Linked DNA regions of Homo sapiens: region 2 is linked to region 1. Evidence: chromatin loops called from intact Hi-C (ENCODE). Cell type or tissue: heart left ventricle. All regions are shown on one strand. Region 1 overlaps AUTS2 (activator of transcription and developmental regulator AUTS2). Region 2 overlaps AUTS2 (activator of transcription and developmental regulator AUTS2).

What was found. A loop is a pair of places that touch in the nucleus more often than their neighbours do. Peaks named below come from ENCODE experiments on the same cell type or tissue, not always from the same donor. Only the 100,000 strongest peaks of a DNase experiment are listed, where the experiment ranks them.
Region 2: it touches region 1 in a loop (6-fold over the local background); 1 of 110 quality-filtered maps calls a loop at or near these places.

Annotation. Positions count from the first base shown.
Region 1 is chr7:69,885,517-69,889,516 of GRCh38, reverse strand. The region is part of intron 1 of AUTS2 (activator of transcription and developmental regulator AUTS2); the gene reads right to left. Among named protein-coding and RNA genes, the nearest start is that of AUTS2, 290 kb to the right of the region's middle. In heart left ventricle, no CTCF peak of the experiment used is centred here; no DNase peak of the experiment used is centred here.
Region 2 is chr7:70,090,678-70,094,677 of GRCh38, reverse strand. The region is part of intron 2 of AUTS2 (activator of transcription and developmental regulator AUTS2); the gene reads right to left. Among named protein-coding and RNA genes, the nearest start is that of AUTS2, 490 kb to the right of the region's middle. In heart left ventricle, no CTCF peak of the experiment used is centred here; a DNase peak (open chromatin) is centred at 1,867; H3K4me3 peaks cover 835 bases.

The DNA of each region.
Region 1 (4,000 bases):
TTAGGACGGGTATTATCAAAAAGACAAGAGGTACTTGTCAGTGAGGGTGTGGAAAAATGGGAACCACTGCACACTGCTGATGGTAAAGTAAGTTGAAACAACCATTATTCATTTTTTGATTAAGCACTGTATGCAAAAGATAGGAAAAGAATTAATGTACTTATTACAGTGTATCAAAATATTGGTAACTGGATCTTCCTGGTAATACTCAGAATTACCTCCATAAGGACAATGGCTATGACTTCATCATGCCAGAATTCCTAGCAGAGAACAGAGTAGAGGACACACAGTAACCTGTTTATAAAAGAATGAATTAGAACTGGACCTGGTAGTGCATGGCTGCAGTCCCAGCTACTTGGGAGACTGAGGCTAGACAACTGCTTGAGCCCAGGAGTTTGAGAACCCTAGGCAACAAAGCAAGAGCCCATTTCTAAAAACAAAAACTTAAAGGAGAATGAACTTGTGAAATTAGGATGCCCTGAATGTCCTCTCATTCTGAAGCTGTTGGGCCATGCTATGAATTGTACTACTCCATCACTCTTCCCCTCTCGGACTTCCATCCAAGACTTTCAAACACATTATCTAATTATTTCTGTTATAGTTTATTTGTCCCCTCCAAAACTCATGTTGAAATATCCCCAATGGGTGGGCCTGGTGGCTCATGCCTGTAATCCTAGCACTTTGGGAGGCCAAGGCAGGTGGATTGCCTGAGCTCAGGAGTTCGAGACCAGCCTGGGCAATATGGTAAAACCCCGTCTCTACTAAAATACAAAAAATTAGCCAGGCGTGGAGGTGTAGTCCCAGCTACTCGGGAGGCTGAGGCAGGAGAATCGCTTGAACCCAGGAGGTAGAAGTTGCAGTGAGCCGAGATCGCACCACTGCACTCCAGCCTGGGTGACAGAGTGAGACTGTCTCCAAAAAAATAATAATTTAAAAAACCATACATATATATATATATATATATATATATATATATCCCCAATGTTGGAGGTGGGGCCTAAGAGGAGCTATTTGGGTCATGGGATTGGATCCTTCATAAATAGATTAATGCCCTCCCTCATGTCGAACTCTAATAGAACTAAGAGAGGTTCTTACTCTGTTAGTTCCCACACGAGCTGGTTGTTAAAAAGAGACTGGTACCTCCCCCCATCCTCTTGTTTCCTCTCTCATCATGCGACCTCTGCACACACTGACTCCCCTTTGCCGTCCATCATGAGTGGAAGCCACATGAGAACTCCACCATAAGCCAAGCAGATGCCAGCACCATTCTTCTTGTACAGTCTGCAGAACCATGAGTGAAATAAACCTCCTTTCCTTATAAATTACTAGCATCTAGTATTCCTTTTTCTTGTTTTTATTTTTACTTTTTTGTAGAGACAAGGTCTTGCTATGTTTCTCAGGTTGGTCTCTAACTCTGGCCTCAAGCGATCCTCCCGCCTTGGCCTCCCCAAGTGTTGGGATTAGAGGCATGAGCCACTGCACCTAGCCTCAGGTATTCCTTTGTAGCAACACAAAAACAGACTAAGACACATTACCACATCCATATCCCGGATAAACCATTTCTATTCCCCTATATGCTAAAGAGGGGATGAACAGATGCCTAGAAATAACATAAATCGCCTTATTAACCCCAAGAGAAAAAAAAATGAAAGAGGCCAATGAATGTTAGTTCTAAACATCTTTTTCATGGCTTGATATCAAGGCCAAATTATAATTTACTGGATCTCAGTACCTCACTATTCACAGAAAAATCAAAAGTGGTTGCAGAGGTTGCAGATATTCCACAGAATAACTCTGATTAGCCAGTGAAAATCTATTCAGATCTTCAAATTGATCCTGATTAGTAATAAGTCACATACTTTCCTTTTCTTTCCTAAAAATGTTTCGCTTTCTTCTCTTCCCCAGGTATTCACATACTATCACACCTTCACTTTAAGTGAACAATGTCTCTAGAAGTATTCAGCAACTAGCTCACTGATTCTATTGTAGTTACCGTAAGTGATAAGTGTAAAATGATTACTTCTCTGTCCTGGAGGAGGCCTTCTAGCTTCCCTTCAGCAACCTTCTCTGAGTTTCCATTACTTTTTTTTTTTTTTTTTTTTTGATGAAGTCTTGCTCTATTACCCAGGCTGGAGTGCAATGGCACAATCTCAGCTCACTGCAACCTCCACCTCCCGGGTTCACATGATTCTCCTGTCTCAGCCTCCCATGTAGCTGGGATTACAGGCATACATCACCATGCCCGGCTAATTTTTTGTATTTTTTAGTAGAGACGGGGTTTCACCATGTTGGCCAGGCTGGTCTCCAACTCCTGACCTCAAGTGACCCACCCGCCTCGGCTTCCCAAAGTGCTGGGATTACAGGCGTGAGCCACTGCACCTGGCCCCAGGAAGACAATCAATAAGTATGTCTAGCTCTGGCTTTTAAGATGTCAAATCTGGCTATGCACGGTGGCTCATGCCTTTAATGCCAACACTTTGGGAGGCCAAGGCAGGTGGACTGGCTTAAGCCCAGGAGTTCAAGACCAGCCTGGGCAACAGAGTGAGACCCAGTCTCCAGAAAAATATTTTTTAAATTAGCTGGGTGTGGTGGCGTATGCCTGTAGTCCCAGCTACTCAGGAGGCTGAGGCAGGAGGACTGACTGAGCCTGCAGTGAGCCATGATCACACCAATGCATTCTAGCCTCGGTGACAGAATGAGACCCTGACACACACACACACACACACACACACACACACACACACACACACACAAAGAAGTCAAATCTGCATTAACAGGCAGCAGAGAACTCTTGATATGTGACTTTGGTTAAGGTTGGTTGCATTGTTCTAGAGGCAGGGGTGGTGGCTAGAAGTAAAGAACTACTTCACAGAGTGGCCCATTTAGGAAAACAAAATGATATGAAGGGTGGGGAAGAGAGAGACATTCTGTCCACTCAGCAGACAAGAAACAATTTTATGAAAGACAATTTAAAGTTTAGAGCTATTCAGTGGTATAAAAAGCAACTTCTGGCAAAATTTGTGTTATGTGGCTCTGAATATAAACGCAGTTTTACACAGCATATCAGGAAGTGTGTGTATATATGTGAGGCAGTCCTTTTATGACTCAAGTTTTTCAAGAGGTTTTGTCATGTTTCTAGAGAACTATGGAATAATTACTACTAAAGGAATAATTCTGTAACTTTCTTCCAACTTTCCAGAAACTGTTGTCAACTTCCTATTGAAGATGTGCAGGCATTCCTTCTCTTACAGAGCAGTGACATAGAGAATCAACATGAACAAGTGCATATATGCCTATTAGTATTCCACGAACAATTGCTACATCCTTTCTCAACCTAATTTTGATTGGCTTCTCAAGGGCAGAGACCAATCTACCTCAATACCTATAAATGTAGGGTCCTCCTCTTAGGTTCCTTCAGCCTCTCTAATGTTACCATACTGGGAGGCTATTTAGCACACAAAAAATATCAACAGATGTAACTTAGAATTCATCAATTCAGTGGAGGGTTTGCCTCCAGAGCACATTTTCCAGCCTTTCAAATATCTCTGTGAGACTTCTCTTATGTATACGTACTCTTCAAGCTCTCTTGTCCTAACTGGGTTTTGATTTAAGAACTAAACATAATTTACTGAAAGGTCAGACCATTTCTGAATATAAAGCGAGGACTAATTTATCTTTTTCATAACCATTAATGTCTGCACAACAACTCAGCATTGGAAAAAGTTTACAGTATCTTTTAAAATAATCACCTCATTGAATTCTCTAATAGCTCTCTAAGCAGGCACCATCAGTTTTATTTTATACATGAGGAAACTAAGGCTGGGTAAACAAGTGACTTTCCAAAGTGAGAAAATCAGCAACTGGCAACACACCCAGAGTCCCTTGGCTCTAATCCTGCTTCCACTGCCTAACACCACGTCATTACAGATTTATTTCTAAGTGCCAAGATTAGGGTCTTTTGTTGGAAGGAAATTTTAAATTACAGTTTAGTATTGTCTCA
Region 2 (4,000 bases), 210 kb before region 1:
CCTACCAATGAGCCATTTCCATACTGCTTTATGGATCATAATAAAATTCAGATGCACAAAAAAACAAATCCAGGGCAGGGCAAGAGCTGTAGCAGTATCTTATGATATTGCATGATTTATGTTTTACTACTCGCATTGGGATGCCTAAGAAGGGCTAGAGTGAAAAGGGAGAAGAAAACAGACACAGACCGGTTTTTAACTTTCAAATCAAACAAGTATGTTCTGTATGTTTCCTTTGCTTCTTTAGAATCAATCCAAAGCCATACAAGCCCAAGGGGAAACTGTGGCTGTCAGCCTGTAGCAGCAGGAACTTACTTCCTTAATTGTTAACAGAGTTCATGAATACCTGTCCCAGGACACTACTAATGGGTTCCATGTAGGCAAAGGTTTCTAAAGCATACAGCAAAATGCAACAAGCATGCAGGGCGCATACACAAATATATATAAATACATACATAATTCCCCCTAGATTAAACATAAAACCATTTATATTCTCTAGATGTCCACATTTTCCTTTTTGCTTCCTGCAAATTTTCGTAGTTGGTTATTATAGGGAAAATGGGAAAGTCCTCAAAGGACTATTCATTGAAGAGATGGAAATGATGGAGTGACAATGAAAGAAAAGGGCACAAAGAGAGTCAATACATGCTTTCCTAACAGATGAGCATCTGTGCATCTAAAGTGAGTCAAATCACAAAGAGATTCTCCAATTTGCTTTATCTGGCCCCTAAGTACCTCTTCCAGGAAGGCTTAGCTGGCCTGACATAGCTGTGAAGGGTTCAATACACACAAGGAGTAGTTATAACTTGAAAACACTAAATAAATTCTGGGTAAATTCTTCAAAGGTTATTGGGTTTAGATCCTTCACACAAGTTCTACATTCACACAGTGACATACTCTATAAACAGCTTACATGTTCCATGACACCTCTGTGTTAGCAAGGGTCATTTCTTTTTGATACAGAATCTCCTGGCCTTAAGCCCAGGCAGCCTAGCAGCTGAAAAGGGGTGACTCACTCAGTGTGAAATGCATTAGACACAGCTCACCTGTACATGTCCTTCGTGTCTCCTCATAATCTCCTTTCTCTCCACTTCTAAGTTAATCTTTCAACTTATAAATTGATAAGAAATGTATCCACTGTGGATAATTTCTTCCCTCTAGAGATGGCTTTTCTCTCATGCAAAGCCTGTCCATAAAAGTGAAGGAAGTCAGACAAGTGAATCATCCATCTTGTTTTTTAAAAATCCAACTGAAAATGTTGCCTAGGCCCATGGGTATTACTGAGCCAGGCAGAGATTACCACCCATAATTTTTTACTTTTGATTTTTATTTAACAACTCATTTGTATAACCACGATGAATGGAGGCAGCAGACCTGAAGAGATTTGCAGCTGAAGTCCTATCAAGTTGGAAGGTTATGTCAGCTGCCGAGTCTGGAAATGGAGCCCTGCACAGCAAGAAAACGATGAGAGATTGGTTACAGCCATAAGTAATTGATCTGTCTGAAAATACGGGCTACGAATCATGGGATTAATGCTGGTACTCCAGCTGGGCTGCATTGCTCATTTCCCTCTAGCTCTCTGACAACAAAGACATGCCTGTTTCTCCAGGGACAAGAAATTTTTATTAAAATCTTTATACAACGTAGCAGCAAAGACTCTGTAAAAGCATCCTAGAGATTTGGGGAGGAGGGGAGGTGCAGGCATCATAAGGACACCATCCTACAATTTTCGTTTGATCTGGTTTTCATTTCAAAGCAGTCACCAGCCTGCTTCCCATGGCCAAATGTACTTGCCCCTCAGCTCTGCCGACATGGAGAGGGGGCCCCGCGAGTGGTGCTCCTAGCTGAGATGTGGATGAATAAAGCGGTGGAGAGCTGCAGGCAGAAATAAAGTGGGAAGGCATCCAAAACCGCAGCTGTGCTGGCCCATTAAAAAGCTGAGACTCATTCTGCTGTTCGACCTCATGCTTATCACCACATAACTATTCATCAAAGAAATTTCAGTGCAATTAATTAAATTATTCCCATGTCTGTGCCACAGAGTCGTTATTCCAATATCAGCTTTCACTCACACTCTCTTAAGCTCATGTCTGCATGCCAAGTCACTACTCTGGGGTTGTCCAGTCTCAATAAAGCTGTGCTCCTCACCACTCACACAGGCTATCATTTCTCTTTTTTATTGCCATTTATTTTCCACTAGGATTTTGCTGCCAGTGTATTGGCAGGACTTCCAGTATATGGATGTAATGAAATCTACCACAGACACTTAACACGGGGTCAGGATAGAGCTCAGCTCATGTGAAGCAGTAATATAATAAACAAATGCTTTCAGAAGGAGGATTTTATCAGCTCAAAAACAGGACTTGGTATCCTCTGATACCAAGTGCAGAAAAAGTTGGAGTCATTTGAAAATTCCTGCGATAATTAAGTTTACGGCTAAAATATGCCTAACATGAGAAATCTGAGCTACAGCACAGATTCCTTTTCATCTGTCAAAGCTGGTTTATTAAAAAGGAAGGAATAAAAATGTACTGGTGAGATTATGTTTTTTAAATATAATCTTAGGAGTATTAAAATACTCCTAAGTATTAAAAATAATACTTAGGAGTCACAGACCTGTAACTGGCACACTAATATAATTTGGGGGATATGACGATTGCCTGTCAAACTTTGCTATAGCTACAAGAAAATGTAAATGAGATTAAGAGTATAATCCCCCCTACTTGATAGCTAGCAGGCAAATATTTAAGGCTCTTCTCTTTCCCTTGTATGTCACCACAGCAAATTACAGGATTGGAACAAAGTGAACACCTATCATCTTAGCACTAAATTTTATATTCCTACATGTTGGGTATAAATCCAACATTGGAAAGATGTAGACAGAACTTCAGGAATCTCCGTACTAACTCAGAAATGAAAAGTACGTGCTCAGATGATTACCACAGGACCCAGAAGGGCCACCATTTCAGGCTTATGAAGCACTTATCCTTCATCTGCCAAGAATCTCAGGAGGTAGGAAAGCCAAAAAGAAGAACAGTGACTGTAACAGCAGAGTGGTTTAGTACCTGGCTTCCTTGAAAACCTCAGCAATCCCAGAGTTTACAAGAGAAAACAGACAATGTTCTTTTCCAAGTGTCGAGACTTGATTCTGTCACTATAAACATCAGATTCCTGGTAGTAACTTTTATATGACCTATTAAAAAAAATTTATAGGACCTGGAGTGTATTTTGTAAATGGGTCCATTAGGTAAAGAAATTACTAGCTGAGGAGAATCAGAATAGTCCTATGAGGATAAAACATTTTCTAAATTTGATGAAAGCTATAAAACCACAAATCTAAAGGCTCAAAGAACCCTAAGCACAAGAAACATAAAGAAAAGTACACCAATGCAGATCATAAAAAAATTGCTCAATACTAGTGATAAAAGAAATTCTTAAGAGCATCCAGGGGAAAAATGACAGGTTATATACAGAGGTTAAAGATTAGAATGATACCTAATTTTCTTACTTAAAAAATGCAATTGCAAAGACTGTGAAACATTTTTACAGTACTGGGAGAAGGGAAAAGAAAGTATCAACCGCTAGTTCTATGCACAACTAACATGTCTTTTAAAAATTAAAGTAAAATGAAGATGTTTTCAGATATACAAAAGCTGAAAGAATTAATCACCAGTAGGCCTGTACTTCAAGAAACGTTAGGCCAGGTGTGGCAGTTCATGCCTGTAATCCCCAGCACTTTGGGAGGCAGAGGTGGGCAGATTACTTGAGGTCAGGAGTTCCAGACCAGCCTGGCCAACATGGTGAAACCCCATCTCTACTAAAAATACAAAAATTAGCCGGGCATGGTGGTGCACATCTGTAGTCCCAGCTGCTCAGGAGGCTGAGGCAGAAGAATTGCTTGAACCCAAGAGGCGAAGGCGGCAGTGAGCTGAGATCATGCCACTACACTCCAGTCTGGGTGACCGAGACTCCGCCTCAAAAAAAAAAAAAAAGACAGAAA